Regions from separate parts of the Homo sapiens genome. Here region 1 is linked to region 2. Evidence: read pairs that join two places in POLR2A ChIA-PET (ENCODE). Cell type or tissue: IMR-90. All regions are shown on one strand. Each heading gives the region's core, and the rest is flanking DNA. Links, peaks and the distances in the headings are about the cores only. Region 1 overlaps TOP3B (DNA topoisomerase III beta). Region 2 overlaps PPIL2 (peptidylprolyl isomerase like 2).

The links. ChIA-PET counts read pairs that join two places held together with the same protein. Peaks named below come from ENCODE experiments on the same cell type or tissue, not always from the same donor. Only the 100,000 strongest peaks of a DNase experiment are listed, where the experiment ranks them.
Region 1: POLR2A ChIA-PET joins it to region 2 with 12 read pairs; 6 of 35 experiments call an interaction of 5 or more read pairs at or near these places.

Annotation. Positions count from the first base shown.
Region 1 is chr22:21,954,944-21,963,261 of GRCh38, forward strand. TOP3B (DNA topoisomerase III beta) reads right to left here. Exons shown (of 18, transcript NM_001282112.2): 12 at 7,804-7,950; 13 at 7,486-7,659; 14 at 5,378-5,506; 15 at 4,644-4,793; 16 at 4,189-4,289; 17 at 3,549-3,750; 18 at 2,082-2,652. The coding sequence ends at 2,171. Among named protein-coding and RNA genes, the nearest start is that of PPM1F, 6.3 kb to the left of the region's middle. In IMR-90, for the core only: no CTCF peak of the experiment used is centred there; a DNase peak (open chromatin) is centred at 7,178.
Region 2 is chr22:21,694,444-21,702,753 of GRCh38, forward strand. PPIL2 (peptidylprolyl isomerase like 2) reads left to right here. Exons shown (of 20, transcript NM_014337.4): 17 at 150-222; 18 at 312-374; 19 at 494-627; 20 at 951-3,464. The coding sequence ends at 1,047. YPEL1 (yippee like 1) reads right to left here. Exons shown (of 5, transcript NM_013313.5): 5 at 3,093-6,775. The coding sequence ends at 6,686. Among named protein-coding and RNA genes, the nearest start is that of PPIL2, 33 kb to the left of the region's middle. In IMR-90, for the core only: no CTCF peak of the experiment used is centred there; a DNase peak (open chromatin) is centred at 3,628; H3K27ac peaks cover 144 bases.

The sequences.
Region 1 (8,318 bases), core at 231-8,230, 260 kb after region 2:
ACAGGTGAGGTGGTGCGTGGGGCAGGCCCTCCCACACTGTAAAGTGCAGTGTGGTGCGGTAAAAGCTGATATTCCCGCAGGCATCCTCAGAGTGGGCCCAATTAGACTCTTGAGCACTGATTCCATTCAAGGTCTGCGGCTTAGAGAGGATGGCAAAGTGAGGCACCACCAGGAGCTTGTCCCTATGGGCTCCAGGCCAAGGACGTGCCTGGAGATGACTCCTGCCTTGTGGCGCTGTCACTGCCTCACTGTCCACATTCCATCACGCCTCAGATCCTGGCTTCCACCCTGGTGAAAGGAATCTTTCAATATCACCCACCCAGCCACAGACGCTTCTCTGCTTCTCTGGCAAGGCTGCACCCCTGGCTAGGTGGGCAGGGCCAGGGGCTCCTTGAGACAGTCTGCAGCCACTGACCTCTCCAGCCTCCAGGGCAGAGGTACAGTCCCATGGAGCGTGGCTGATCTGAAGGCAGTTCTGGCCTAAAAGGGGTCTTGTCCCTTCCTTGTCCTCATTGCTCCCAAGGCCAGGTTGGCAGCAGTAGCAGCGGGGTTGGATGCTATTGGATGGGAGAAGGTGAATGGACTCGGAGTGCAGAATCAAGCTGCGGAAGCCAAGGGCCTTGAAGGAGGGTCACACACAAGGGACAACTGCAGAGGAAAATAAAGGAACACTTTGTGATTAGCCCTGCCTGTGGCTGAAAGCGCAGTGCAGAAGCATAGTAAGGAAGGACTGGGTGGTCTGGGTTTAAGACCTAGGAACCGTCTCTGCTCCTCCAAGCCTGAATGAGCCCTATAACCTAAGGGTCCTGGAGGTCTTGAAACCTTCTGCGGAGAAGGCTCCAGGTCCACTGGGCCCTGTGGGTGGAAGAGCAGAGTCACAGCCCCGCACTGGGGACCTAACAGGTGTGGCCTTGCTAGGGCCCCAGAATGGGACCAGAGTGGGTGGGAGGGGGCAGAAGCTCTGAGAGCACCCCCTCCTTCCTGAAGCCTGTGCTTCTGAGACACATCCCAGGACCCTCTATGTGGTTCCCCATGTCTCTGTATTTTCATTCAGCTTCGAGTAGCTCTCCAAACTGTGTTCCAGGGAACCCCCGTGTTAACCTGTGAGGGCCTCCAGGAAGGGGGTCCAGGGGGGGTATGCTTGGTGGGCTCTGGGTTTCCTTACAGGAGCTCTCATATAAGTCCTGGTGCAGCCTGGGAATCTACTACTGAGTTGGGGCGGGGGCGGGTCTGAGTCCGAAACATTCCTGACCTGCCCCTCAAAGAAAGGTCCCACTGAACAGTCTGGAAAGCTGTTTTGCTGAGCTCCCGTCATCACTCAATGAGGCACGGGCGGAGTGTGGAGGGAGTTTCCAACACACAGTGGATCCCGCACAGGTGTCTCTCCTCGGGTGGCTGGGGAGGGGAGCACAAGAAGGCACTGAGGTCAGAGGGCAGCTGCCACCAGCACCTGGCACCACACGGCAGTCTGGCCTACAGGGTATTTTCTAAACCTGGCATGTGAATGGGTTCCATGGGGCACCCAGCTGCCTCTAAGACCATAAGGGCTTGTTGTGAGAATGGGAATTGCAGCAGGTCCTGGGAAGCTGCCAGACGCACACGGGCACCATGTACAGGGCTTCTCAGAGATGGGAGCAGGGAGCAGGGGACGGAGAAGTGTGGGGTCAAGAGCGTGGCCCTGAGCAGGGGGCTGCAGCGAAGACCAAGGGGATTCATAAGCCAGATCCGGGGAGGGGGTCTCCCAGCCCCACCTGCTCCACTAGACTCCTCTCCTGCCGGAGCCACAGCTGTCAAGGCCGCCTTCCTTAAGGCATCAGGGCCACTGCTTGTGCACACAGCTACCATCAGCAGCACGGATTGAGATGGGGTGTGAGTGCAAACTGGGTCTATTCCCCAGGGCTTCAGGGTTGGGGCATCCCTGCCCGTACTGCCAGGGTGTAGGGATAGCAGGGAGCACTCTGGGCACGTGTATGCAGGCTGAAGGGAGACGTATTGGGTTTCGGAGAGGGAGAGAGGGCCCCACAGGTGCCCAGGGACACGGTAACGCTCTGACATCGCTGCACCAGCAAAGGGGCCCCAGCTCTGGATAAGATAAAATGCATTTTAATAGTTTGAAGTGCCATGAGGTGTCTGCATGGCACTGCAGCCTGGGTGAGGGAGGACAGGGTCATCATACAAAGTAGGCGGCCAGGGCTGACATCTTGTCCTTGGGCCGTCTGGGGTTGGGCTTCCCAGGGGGCCTCCTGGCCCGGCCCCGCCCTCGACCCTGCCTTCTCCCTGGTCCACCGCGGTGCATGGGGTGGCAGGAGGCCGCATGCTTCAGCTCCACCAGCTCCTGGAAGACGGGGTCACAAAAGACGCAGCCCATGTGCTGCGTCTCATCGCCCGGGAGTGGGGACTTGGCCTTGTTGAAGTCCACATCAAGCAAGGCGGCCTCACAGACACTGCAGGTGTCGGCGGACACCCGCACGCGGTGGGCGTTCTCGAAGCAGTGCGCTACCACGTTGCACTTGTTGCAGGCCACCTTCCACTTGGGGCCCGAGGTGGGGTCCAGCACCAGCACCCCGCTCTCACATTCCACGCACTGGCCGATGCCCAGCATGCTCAGCGAGTGCTGGCAGGAGGGGTGCGTACACTCGTTGCAGCCCATGCCTGGCGGGAGAAGGGAGCCCTGTAAAGGCACGCCCACTGTGCCCACCTGCCCTCTGCTGCCTGCTCCCAATGCCTCAAGCTCCTGGATCCCTCGTCCCAGCAGAAGGAACTCTTCTTGGCCTTGCTCTTGGGGACAGCCTTGCTCATGTTTCGGCTCCTGGCTGCCATTACCCCTGTTTTCTGCTTACCTGAAACCTCCTCAACTTTCAAGGCCCCTCGCTGGCACCATCCCAGTGGGTTTCAGCTGACTCCATCCCCCCTTTGCTTTGCTGCCAGCTTGTTACTGGTAATGCCACATGACCCTCATGTCACTGGGCCACATGGAACCACCCTGTCAGCTACTCTGGCGGCAGCAGGAGGGCAGGGATGGGGTCTCACTCCCGGGGCAGCCTGGGTGCAGACTGAGGCCTGAGGGAGCTTTCTGCAGAGCACACGGTGAATGTGGGCAGATGCCTCACTCCCGCTGATTCCTGGTCTGGCTCGGTGCTCTGTCCTGCCTGCCTGGACATGCGCTCCCTCCTCCAGTAATGAGGACGAGGATGAGGATGGAGGACGGTGGTGGACGCTGACTGGGGGTGCCCGCTCACCGGGTGGGTCCCCCGACTGCTGCATCCTCTTGCTCACTCAGCTCCAGAGGGAGCACTGCACACCTGTGCCCAGGTCCTGAGGGTGGACTAGGGTTGCCTGCTCGATTCTGACACAGAGAGAGGGTGGCACCACTGGCTGAGGCCTAAGCAGTGCCCCAGCTACATCCAGGGTCTCTCGTCTCAGTGCCAATGAGTGCAGGAAAGGCCAGGGTGAGGGGTCCCCTCAGAGTCCAGCCTGGTGCAAGGCAGGGGTTGGCACTGAAAAGAGACTGCAGCTACCTGTGGACAGGAGGGAGTGGCTGCACTCACCTTTCTTCATGTCTCGGAAGGGTGGGTGGTTGTAGCAGTAGGGGCACAGCGGGTAGCTCTTGCCCCGAGAGCCTGATGACCACAGGACCAGCTCGAAGTCATCCAGAGGGCAGCGGAGCTCCTTGTAGAGCTTGATGGTGCCGTTCTGGGGGAGCGTGTAGGTCTCATCGCAGTGGGAGCAGTGCAGGCGGCTTGGCTTGGCCTGCGGCAATGCCAGGCAGGTGGCGTGAGGGTCACTGGGGCCACCGACTTGGCACCCACCCCCACTCCTCTCATAATACAAAGTATGTAATCTGTCATGCAGAACCTGTGACACACTGCCAGGCAAGGAGCATGAGTCTCTGGCTCTTGCTCCACGCGTGCAGAAAAGGCAGTTCTAAAATCTCTGTGTGTACATTAATGCCCATGATGGCAAGTGGCATGGTGTTAGGGAAAAATGCACCATGTGTGTTTGCGTGGCCTAATGGCTGTGTATTCTAGGGGACGTGGGGACACTGGGTATTTTTTGGCAAGGCCTCTTTATGTTCCATCATTCTTTTGTGACAACCAGGACAAAGAACATGATTCCTGCTGATCAACGATAAAGCTGAGGCCTACAGGGGTGAGGCAGCTTGCCTGAGCTAGTGTTCCCTGCACCTACCTGGATGTACTTCATGAAGCGGTGGCACTTCCCACAGCGTGAGAGGGGCTTGCCTGTGGCCGCCAGGGGCGAGAAAGACACCTCCATCAACTCATCCATGCCTGCGGGCAAGCAGAGTGCAGGAGTCATCTCCCTCCCAGTCCCCAGCAAAAGGCTCCGCAACACGTGGTCAAGGGTCTGAGTGTGAAAGGGTCCCTATAGGCGGTGGTTTCTACTGTCCTGGCAGCACGGCAGGGCAGCAGCCCTGTGCGTCAGAGGCACGTGTTCCTGGCCATGTGTGGTGTTAATGCACCTGCTCTTTCAACCCAGCCAGGAGGTGTCACTGACCTGGCCTACGGAGGCCTGAAGCCCAGATCTGGGAGCTGGTCCCACGTGGGGACCTGGGTCCCCAGGTACTGGCCTTGCTGACAGAGAGACACCCCTCTGGTGAGGGGCAGGCCAGAGGCAGACTCTACCAGCAATGGAGTCGACAAAGTAGTGGAACTTCCTCTTGAACACGTCCAGGGTGTGGCCCAGGACCTGGCGGTAGTCGGCCTTGCCCTGGGCGATCAGGTTCAGCTGCTTCTCCACTGCACTGCGGATGGTGGGGAGCACCAGCTCTGCATCTGCAAGTGGGCAGGGGGCAGATATTGCCCTGAGCACTCGCACCCAGGGCCATGCCACCCCTTCCCAGGCAGGGATACTGCCCTGTTCACCCCTCCCGCTCTGGCCCGTCCTCCTGGCCTCTGCCCTACCCACCAGTCCACAGCCTCAGATGGTACCAGGCTGGCTCTTATGACCCCAGACCTTTCCTGATTTCCCACCTGGAAATGTCAGGCAGAGTGGCCAGGGATGTCCTGTGGCTAGAACCACATCACACATGAGCTCCAGGCCGCCCTTGGGCCAGTTTTGTGCTCCTCCCTCTCCCCTTGGCCCCTGGGGAACCTCCAGGGAACAGGGCTGAGGCAACTTCGCCTCCCTTTTTGGTTCCCTCACACATCTGTTCAGCCTTCAAACACACTGAGCTCCTGCTCTGGGCAGGTCCTGGGGGTCCTGGGGCAGCACCCCTTCAGCGGGTGTTGAGGGAGTGTGTGTGGGGCTGGGGGATCACTGTAGGGCAGGGGCCTGTCTGGAGCGGGCAGCAGAGCCAACATCCAGGGAGAAGCCAGGGAGCCTCGGTGGGCCCTGGGGGCAGGACTGAGGAACTCACCAATCTTATAGTAGCCGTGCACCAGGACGATGCCGAGGTTGGTGGGCTTGAGCCGGCGCCCGCTCTCCACCGTGACATAGTTGCGCTGGCAGATGTTGTTGATATGCACAGGGATGCTGGCATCCGTGCCTGCAATGTACAAGGCCCCAGGGTTCCTGGCCTGCCTTGGACATGCCCCACTGAACCATGTGCTGTATCACCTGTCACGGGGCCCCTGGTGCTCAGGCCCTCTCACTGCTCCCGGTCACAGGAGGGAGGGCTGTGCCCTGAGCTCCCCCTGCACTGTGCTGGGCACCAACTGCATGCATTTCATGTTCTGCCTTGAGAACACAAGGGCAGCCCTCCCTGTACAGGGCGCCTACTCCTGCTTTATGGCAGAGACAACAGGCTCGGAGGTTAAGGAACTCTCCAAGGTCACAGTGCTTATTCTGCGCCTGGAAAATGTGACTTCTATGGCTTCTCCTGCCTGGGTCCTGTGGCACCCACCTGCTCCCGGAGCCAGAGCCCCACTCCACCAGAACACGGAGGTGCTTACAAGCTCACTGCAGAGCTGCCCTCCCCTAAACCTGGACAATTCTGTCCACTTCCTGTCTCCCACCTCCTCCCTCTCTGCAAGGCCCGTCACGATCCCCAGGGGAGGCTCCCAGTCCCCAGGATTCCACTCTCCCACCCAGAGGAAGTTTCCTGGCAGAGGGGCGCAGCGGAGGCTGAGGCGTTTTGACTATGGCGGGTGCCAGTCAGAGGGGCAGAAAGGAGGCTGGGGCTCCCTGCATGCTCACCAGCATGGACAGGTGACACACACCTTCCCAAAGTAGCTCGGAGAGAATCTCACATGGGAAGAAACTGGCCTCTGGGGGCTAAGGAGCCTGCCGAGGGCCCATGGCTCTTGGCACGAGGCCAGCTCTGCACCCGGTGTGGCAGGCTGTGGGTGGCGTGTGCCACTACCACCCCGAGTCTGCCGGGCGCCATGACGCGTGGTGTGGGCTCCTCTGTGGCGGCTCTGGTCAGGCCCTTTTGACACACTCCTGGGGGCTCAGTCACAGGGCCACCCTGACCACTCTCCTGTTCAGAAGGTAACACCAGAGCCCTCTTCACTGTCACAAACTTGTATTGGTGATTGGGTCTGGCTCACTGGCTAGCATAGGGCTGCCAGGAGCCAGTGTCCCATCAATGCGAGAGGGCAGAGGACACGGGGGAGCAGAGCCCACACTCCACAGTGGGCTGAGGGCTATTTCAGGACCCTGGCAGGTGCCCTGGACCCCTGAGAGGAGCAAGCCCAGAGCTCTGCTCTCCTGCCAAGATCGCCATGGTCACCAGGACCCCAGCCTGGGAAGAGACACTCCCTGAGAGTCCACCTATATGACCACTGCTGGAGCAGAGCCTGGACACAGTGGCTGTGACATCCCACAGGTCTCCAGAGCCTGTCAGCCAGGGGTAGTGCCCCAGGGAACAGGCAGTGCCCAGCGGCGCGAGTGCCACCTGGGGAGAAGGCTCCGGCAGTGAGGCTGGCCCCCAACATGTGAGACATCTCACAGCTCCAGGCCTGGGGACTTGTGAGGCCACCACTCCTGTGAGGAGTGTGCACTGGTGACTACACTTTTGCTTTGATAAACTCCCTGGGCTGCCCATTTTTGCGTGGAAACTTCCTGGTCACCCTTTGGGGAGCCCTGTGCCTGGGACAGGCATTTCTGTTCTCTCCCAGGGAAGCAGCTCCTGTGAGATCTCATTTCCCTGTCACCTGATTTCAGGACAGCCCAGGCTGGCTGTGTGGACTCAGGGGACTGCCAATATGATTTCTATGAGTCACCTGGCATCTGGGCCAATCTTCAGCCTTGTGGGCGTTAGTCGGTGTGTGCACACCCCACAGTGCACGAGGGCACATCTGGGCCTTCACAGGGAAGGCCAGGTCCTGAATGGAGGCCTCAGGAGGGGATGCCCGCTGTGGACCTGCCTGGCTGGCCACACACTGGGTCACCAGTTTCCAGATACCAGCCCATGGAGGGGTGCTGGGCTGGGCACACAGGGCTGGCGGGGCAGCTTTGTGAGTAGACTCGAAGCCTGAGTACTGGAGACGGAGCCGGCTCTGGGGCCTGGGCAGGCGCACCCACCGATGCCATGCTTCTCCATGAGCGTGATGAGCTCGGCCTCCGTCAGGTAGTCGGGTGGGTTCGTCTGCTTCTCCAGCATCTTCACCTCGCCCACAGGGAAGGCATCACCCCGCTGGCAAGTGGGCAGGCTCTCCTCCAGGGGCACGCTCTGCCAGGGCATGACCTCCGTGAAGCCTGGAGAGATATGCGCCGCCACTCAGGGTCCCCAGCCTGGGTGGCCGGGGCCTCAGACCCTGGGCCTCCCATCCCCAGACACGATGTAGAATGTTTGTCTGCCCATGAAGGCACAGAGGAGGAAGGCTGGGCCCGTGGTGTGACCTGGTGAGAGGACGGTCTTCCCGGAGCAGGTGAAGAGCTCGGGCCCAATTCTGAAGGAGATGGTGCTCTGCAGGTACTTGCAGTCATGGCTGACCGTGGCGATGAAGTGTCTGGTGATGTACTCATAGAGCCGCCACGCGTCACCCCCTGCAACAGGCCAGGGCTAGTCAGTTGGGAGCCAGCTGGGGGCTCTGGCCGTGAGGAGCCCCCAGTACTCTCGCTCGAGCAGCAAGCTCCTGCTTACAGAGCCGCTGTGCAGGACACACTGCAAATCCTGGGGAAGGAGGAAAGAAAATGTGCAGGAAGGCCGGGCGTGGTGGCTCATGCCTGTAATCCTAGCACTCTGGGAGGCTAAGGTGGATGGATCACTTGAGGTCAGGAGTTTGAGACCAGCCTGGCCAACATGGTGAAACCCCGTCTCTACTAAAAATACAAAGAAATTAGCTGGGTGTGGTGGTGGGAGCCTGTAATCCCAGCTACTCGGGGGGCTGAGGCAGGGTGAACTGCTTGAACCT
Region 2 (8,310 bases), core at 311-8,310:
ACTCCCTCTCATCGCCTTCCTGGCTGCTGCCCAAGGACCACCAGGCCAGCCTCGGGGCTCTCAACCCCTCTTCCCACGTGCCTTGGGGCTCAGCCGTGGGGGTGCCCTCCTTGAGCACACGCAGACCCACCTCTGTCTCCCTGCTGCAGGGTTGTTGGGGGCTTTGACGTACTGACAGCCATGGAGAATGTGGAGAGTGACCCCAAAACTGACCGCCCTAAGGTCTGTGCCCAGGGAGGTGGGGCGTGGCGGCTGGGGGCCAGGCAGGCAGGGGGAGGACCTGCCGTGCACTGAGCCCCCTTTGCTGCTAGGAGGAGATCCGCATTGATGCCACTACAGTGTTCGTGGACCCCTATGAGGAGGCCGATGCCCAGGTGAGGGGGCACGATGCCACCACCTAGGAGGGTCTGGGCTAGTGCACTTTTCCACCCCAAGCCTAGCATCTGTCCTGCCCGAGGTGCTGCCGGTTAGCCAGCGCCCTGTTGTGCCACAGATTGCGCAGGAGCGGAAGACACAGCTCAAGGTAGCCCCGGAGACCAAAGTGAAGAGCAGCCAGCCCCAGGCAGGGAGCCAGGGCCCCCAGACCTTCCGCCAGGGCGTGGGCAAGTACATCAACCCAGCAGCCACGTGAGTGCCGCGGGGCTGGCCTCCCTGTTTCCCATGGTGTTTCCTAGGGCTGACTGAGGTCTGAGGGTCAGACCCAGAGGGGCAAGCAAGCTATGGGCACTGGTCCCGGCCGTGGGCTTGTGCTGTGTGGCCTCTGCAGCCGAGGGACTGCCTCTGAAGGCCTGGCCGGGGCCTCTGTGGGTGGAAGAGATCAAATTCAGGGGGATGTGGGAGCAGCAGGTGGGAGGGGTTGGGCCTACACCGGGAGGGCTGTATGGAGACACAGACAAGTCAGGAGGGGCTGAGGGAGGGTGTGGGCTCCCAGCGGCTTCTTCTCTTCCCAGGAAGCGAGCAGCAGAGGAAGAGCCCTCAACCAGTGCCACTGTCCCCATGTCCAAGAAGAAGCCCAGTCGGGGTTTTGGGGACTTCAGCTCCTGGTAGCAGCAGGTTGGCCGCTGTGGACCTTGGTGGGGTTGCAGGGCTGGGGGCCCATGTCCACATCTCCATTTCCAGCCTTTCTAGCCTGCCCTCTGCTGCCAGCCAATAAATTGCTTGCCTGCTGCCTGCATCCCCTTTCCTGGCCCCTGGGAGCCCACAGCCTTCCCATCCCTTAACCTGTTGCCAAGGGCCTTGGCCCTGTTTCCAGGACCTGGCCCAGCCAGAGCCCACTGCTGGGACCTTCAAGCACAAGGCCTGCCCTACACCCAGGCTGGTGCCTCAGGCCTCCCCTCTAGTAGGCAGGCCAGGTTAGTGAGGAAGGACTGTGTCTCCAGATTGTGGTTTCCTCTTTAAGACAGGGTCTTGCTCTGTTGCCCAGGCTCCAGTGCAGTGGTGTGATCATGGCTCACTGCAGCCTCGACCTCCTGGGCTCAAGCAATCCTCCTGCCTCAGCCTCGCAAGTAGCTGGGACTACAGCCGTGCACCACTACATCCAGCTGTATATGTCTGGTTTTCTTACCCCTACTTCTGTCATCTTCTCAGGGACAGCCTATTTATACAACCAGTGTGGTCCCCTGACCAACGCCATTACCTGGGACAAGTTTTCAGACCCCAGACTTACTGAGCCTAAGCCTCTGCAGGGTGGGCTTCTCGGTCTGTTTTGACAAAACTTCAGGGGCTTCTGAAGGCTGGTGTTGGACGGCAGCATTGAGTTTCCTGCCGTGCCCTGCCTGAGCTCTCAGGGCCCTGCTCACCTGCTCTGGCTGTGAACCACCTGGGCTTCATCTCAAGCCTGCCTGGCGTCTCTGTGCCCCTGTGAGAATCTTGAGGGGACCCACACTGGGTTGAGGCCAGTGTCTCCTGCTGTGAGAACAAGTGGATGTCCCTCTCCCCGCCCTCCTGCTGAAGTGGCCTTGCTGCTCTCAGGCCCGGCCACTGGGCTCCAAGACTCTGCTCCTCCTGTCAGTCACTGACTCTGATGGCCTTGGGCCAGCTGCATCAGCAGCCCTTAAAGAAAGACCCCTCCCTCAACCCCCATTTTTCTGTTAAATGTGCCCCTGGCTGGCTTTTTCTTCGTCTTCAGCCCAGGCCAGTGGTCAGTGTTCTCATGTCATGGACTCTCCTTGCCTGACACTTGCCTCTTGGGCTCCCTGTTGCCCTCAGGCCACCCCCCACTTCTAGTTCTTCACACTAAGCCCTAACTTAGGCCTTGTTCTTGGTTTTCTCATTTTTGTTGCCCCAAATCTTGAACCTGTCAGCAACTTGCAGGCTGTACCTCTGCCCTTCCTTTTCTCATCAATCACTGATGCTGAAGCTGCAGGCCTGAGCCCTTTGTCTCCCTGGATGCTGGGTGGCGCCTCATCTGCATCTCTGCCTCACCCCATCCACTGCCACAGGCTGCCTGATGACCACTAGAGGTATGTCTGCCCCTCGTCACCCTGCTGCACACCAATCTGTGGCCCTTCATCATGCTAAGAACAAGAACTGCGCCATGGCTGGCTCCTTCTCTTCTCCAGCCCATCCCTCTGCAGCCTGTCATCCCTGTCTGTGACCATTGGTCGGGCCCCTGGGCTCTAGAGTGACTTTTGACGCCCTCCATCCCTCCCGCCAGGCACTGTCCTCCGCAAGGCCTGGTGCAGCCCTGGCAGTAACTGGCTTGTAAGAGGCTCAGACACCAAGCTGGGCCTGCAGAGGAGGGGCACAGTAGGACACAGTGACTGCCCAGGTGTCCACACACCTGTAGGCCTCTGAGCCAGCGTCCAGGGTACAGGTGCGGGTGGTGGGGATGAAGGCCTGACCAGGGAGGGAGAAGCAGGTTTGGAGAGGACCCTGTGCCCACCCTGACAGACACCCTGGCTGGCCCTGACTGACTGTATTCTCTGGCCACATTCAAGTCCCCCATTGGTGGGGGCAGAGAAGTAGGACCAGGCCATCCTTGGCTCCAGAGCTCGAAGACCCCAAGACAGCCCTCTGCTCTCAGCGGCGCCACAGAGAGCCTGGGCTCAGCCTTCTGCATCAGGACATGGCCTCGTCCACTGAGGGCACGATTTAAACATTTGACATCAGAAGCTTTATTTGTAAACCTCACACAGATAAGGACCAAGGGCTGGCGGTGTGGCCAGAGGACAGGGGAAGCTGAAGGCCCCGTGCTTGAGCTCGGCAGTCCTGCTCCTTGCAGTGAAGCCACCATGGGTGACCGTCCAGCCTCACCCGGTGGCCTGCACAGTGAGGGAAGGGCTTCAGGGCCATCTGCTCCCAGGGCAGGGGACAGGCCACCAAGGACCTTTGGCAAATGAAGGTTTACATTTCTGTAGTTTGTTTGTTTTAGAGCTTAATTTGTAGTTTTTTAGCTATTAAAACCATTTGAATTTTTAACGACCTGATGAGGGCATCAGGTAAATTAAAGGATTTTGGGAAGATTCTTATTTTCAATTCTAATATCTGACAGATGCCATCAAGAATAAGCATTAAGGTATAAAAAATACTGTGTGTATAAAACAATGCCAAACCACATTCCTACAGCAAATGCACTGTGCCATTTATAACCCTGACATCACCTCCCAAGGCTCTCAAGGAAGATTTATTTTAAATAACTTAAATAGAAGTCCTAGATGATATTGTTTAGGAATTTAAGAGGGTGGTGGATATGGTCCTGTGAATAGCACTTCCCCTGAAGCCAGCTCATGGTCTGTTCATTTGGTTTAAAAATGAGCTTGTATTTTGCAGAAGCCCAACAAAAAAAAAGTGATAAAAGTGTTGTTGGTATAAATTACAAAAAAAAAAAAAAATACAAAAGTCATAAGACTACTAGTAAAAAATGTTCAATCAATGCCGTCACAAAAGACAGTACAAAAACCAAAGTGCCCAAATAGAAGGAGCAGCGAACTTGCCCAAAACAGAAAAGCTCTAAATAGAACTTTAGTATATACAAAAACCACTCGGTAGAGTTTTAGAAGTTTCTTCCATGTAAGTGAAGCATCTTGAGTCACTCAGGACTTGGCTGTCCTCGCACCCGTGGCAGGCTGGGGACGGCACGAACCTCCAACTGTTTCCCCTAGTCCCCGGGGCATCGGAGGCTGGGTTCCCACATGGGAGAGGAATGAAGACTCACTCAAAGGGAAGGGTCAGTTTAAGATAAGTTTTCAGTGAACTCCTTCTTCCACCCGGGAAGGTGTCTTTCAGCCTCTTCACAGTCTCAAGACAATTGACTGAAGCCACAGGCATTGCTAACTTCATGGGCCAGCTTGTGGGCGGAGCCTCTTCAGGCTTGAGACCATGGCAGCAAGAGCCCTGCAGCGTGCAGTGACCCCTGCGCTCTGGGTGGCTGCACGCGAGCTCAGGAGGACAGGATGTGCTGGGCCAGCCTAAACCCTCGGGGGAGACTAGCGCAGGGATAAAGCAGCTTGCAGGGCCATAGCCGGATGTGGAGGCTTCCAAGACAGTACAAAGATTTCCTTCCTTTCCTAAGTGGAAGATGTGCTTTAAAGGAACTTCTGCCTCTGTCACTCCTGCTGAGTGGATGCATCTCAGTGCCATGCCCACCAGGGCAGCGGCATTTCCCACCTGCCAAGGCTTCCAGGCTTGGGCAAAGAGATGGCACCCAAAGGCATGCTGTGTGTGGGCAGTGAGCTCGAGTGGGCACAGCCCAGTGCCTGCCTGGACCGCAGGTCTGGGTTTAGGAAGGGCTGAAGTCGGGGGAGGTGTGAAGCTGGGCAGGTGGCCACGTTCTTATTGTCAGCCAGCTCGCACTCTTGCCCCTAGACTAGCCTTGTCTGAAGGCAGCTTCAGAGCCACTTGCCAGGCTGAGAACTATCCGGGCTCAGTGCTCTCCTATCTGCTGCCCCTCGGTCCCCCTGCCTGCCCTCTGCCCTGAGACAAGTTACTAAATGTTGAAAACCAAACTTATCTGGGAGTGGTTTTTGACCTCCATCCTCTGCAAAGTGGCCTAAACCCTTATGGGGTGCCCACTCCTGGTGGAGGGCAGGTGGATGAGTGGATTGTAATTTATAATAAAATATATGGCAGAAACACAGGCCTTAGGAGATTGCACAGGCCCCTCTATCAGTTCAAGTGACATGGGACAGCACCACGCAGGGACGGGCAACGCGTCTAGCAGGCCAGGCGTCTTCATGCACAAAGGCTAAACTTGTTGCTTTAACCTTTTCTGAACAAATTTTAAACATTCTGGCAAATGTCAAGTTTTGAAGTTTTTCCTGTGGGTTCTGGCCTCTTTCATATGCAAAAATAATTCTTTTTCTTCAAGTACATCCAGGGTAGAAAATGAAATCTGACTTTTCCTCGGTCCAGTGTGTTACTCTATAGACATGGACCAGCCACTCAGCAACTGCCTGACACCTAAGCTGCTGTCACTGCTGAGGGCACAACCCCTGGTACCAGACCCTGTGAGGCTGTCACCTCAGTAAGGGCACCTCTGCGGGCCCCGGGACAGCCTTCTCTAAGGGCTAGCTCACCTGCTTTCTAGATAAGGAATCTACTGGCTTAAATAAACATGTTCCACTAGACACCATTCTCAATTTAGAGTGTATCTAAAATGTCATCTGTGCTGGCCTCTGTTTTTGAACAAGCTAAAAACCAAAAATGCCCTTAGTGTATAAGTCTGTTGACTGCCTCTGGAAGATTCTTAAATAACACTGTACTTTAAGGGTTCATTTGCAAGAGGAATAGCCAATTTGAAGTTCTGCAAATTTAAGAAAAACAGCGGGGTGGAGGGTGGGCTACAATACCTTTTCTCTAAAAAAGGGAATGGTGAGACTTGCTATCTAAAGAGACCCTGTCCCTGTGGTCTTCAGAGACTCAGTCTGGTTCTCTCTTGTTTTAAATTGAGACGGAGTCTCGCCCTATTGCCAGGCTGGAGTGCAGTGGCGCGATCTTGGCTCACTGCAACCTCCGCCTCCTGGGTTCAAGTGATTCTCGTGCCTCAGCCTCCCGAGTAGCTGGGATTAAAGGCATGCGCCACCATACCCAGCTTTTTTTTTTTTTTTTGAGACGATGTCTCACTTTTGTCCCCCAGGCTGGAGTGCGATGGCATGATCTTAGCTCACTGCAACCTCCGTGTCCCAGGTTCAAGTGATTCTCCTGCCTTAGCCTCCTGAGTAGCTAAGATTACAGGCACTCGCCACCATGCCCGGCTAATTTTCGTATTTTTAGTAGAGATGGGGTTTCACCATGTTGGCCAGGCTGATCTAGAACTCCTGACCTCAGGTGATCCACCCATCTTGGCCTCCCAAAGTGCTGGGATTACAGGCGTGAGCCACCGCACCCGGCCCCAGTTTGGTTTTCAACTGAACCTTAAAAAAGCAGAGCCCAACTATATTGAAGACAAAGGTGAAAGGAAGATATTAACTAGGCAGGTAAGTCATCAGTTGGTTAATTCTTTCTCTAGAACTTGAGAAGTTAGAAAAAGCTCATTGAAAATTTTCAGAAACAACTGTGTACACGAAGAGGACAGATCCGAGGGACACCTTACCCACAGAGATGGCCGAGAGTGTCAAGAGCTATGCGCAGCTAGCCTTTGAGGTCAGAGGGCAAGAAAGGCTGTCACCAGATGCTCCTACGTTTCCATTACATTCACAGTTTCTTTCACAAAACAGCATTCAAAGGAGAAGGGAAAGTTCGCACATTACTCCCAGCCATTGTCTTTGATCATATGAGCAAGCTCAATGATGAATTTTCCTTCCTTATATTTCTGACTGCTCTCAAAGGCATGCTCCTTGAAAAAGAAGAGACAAAGGTTTCAGGACAGAAGGTTTCACTTTTCAATTTCATCACTCTTTTGGCAAAAACCCCCCCCAAGTCTATACTATGAACTATATACCCAGATGTTCCCTGAGCGGTGCACTCATCCGGCGCTGGGAGGGTCTGTTCCAGGTGAGTCCATTGAGGCAGTGTAGGTTTACTTTGCATTTGTTGTTAAAGGTTTTTCATGTGCTCGCTTCGGCAGCGCATATACTAAAAGGTTTTTCATTTGTTTGTTTGTTTTGAGATAAGGTCTCACTCTGTCACTCAGGCTGGAATGCAATGGTCTGGTCATAGCTCACTGCAGCCTTGACCTCCAGGACTCAAGTGATCCTTCCACCTCAGGCTCCCAAAGTGCTGGGATTACTTGTAGGACAGTGTGAATGCAGATCTGTTTACTGAACATTTACTACATGTGGGACAATTTAAGAGGCTTGAAGAGATGCAAAAGACTACACTCCAGGAATTCCGTGCATAACTAGCGTGAAGGCAAATACAGGGAGAGTGACATAAACAGGTCAAAGACATCTGGAGGCTGGGCGCAGTGGTGCACACCTGTCATTCCAGCACTTTGGGAGGCCAAGGAAGGAGGATGACTTGAGTCCAGGAGTTTGAGACAAGCCTACGCAACACAGTGATTTTCTTCTACAAAAATCAAAAACTTAGCTGGGTGTGGTGTGCCTGTAGTCCCAGGTACTTGGGAGGTTGAGGTGGGAGGACTGCTTCAGCCCAGAAGGTCAAAGCTGCAATGAGCTGAGATCGACCAAGACCCTGTCTCAAAAAACAACAACAAAAAACAGGATATCTGGAGAAGGTCCTTCATGGGGAGGAGTTAACATCTCTCCCACAGACACATCCTCATCATTTTGTTTTGCTGAGTGTGTGGCCTGGTGCTAGGGACACAGATGACCAAGATGGATCCTGCCTACCCAAGCGGCAGCCCCAGGTGTGGCAGACACAGGAAGGACTGTGCCAGCAGGAAGCGGGTGCAGCCATAGAGGGGAATGCAGTGTGGTGGCCATGCAGGGAAGGCACGGGTTTCTGGAAGTGGGGCCCACAGATGGGTATGGGGCTGACTGACCAGGGGAAGGGCTAGGGATGCGTGCTAGTCTTGTGGAGCCCGTTTCCATGGTGTGAACTGTGGCCTTCCAAAACTCATGAGGAATCTGGGAGACCAGAGATGATCAGGAATTCAGGAAAGAGGCAGAGCAGGTGGCCTGGACCCGAAGAACACCAGAGCCAGAATGGGAAAGCCTCCTTCAACAAAGGCAGGCAGGCCGGGCGCGGTGGCTCACGCCTGTAATCCCAGCACTTTGGGAGGCTGAGGTGGGTGGATCACTTGAGGTCAGGAGTTTGAGACCATCTCAAAAAACAAACAAAACAACAACAACAACAACTGGGGAAGGCATGGGAGCATCCAACAGAAGGCAGATGGCCAGGGGGTCAAAACCATGGAATCTCAGGTGGCCTGGGGGAGGGGAGGACTCGGCCACGAAGGTCAGAGAGAGT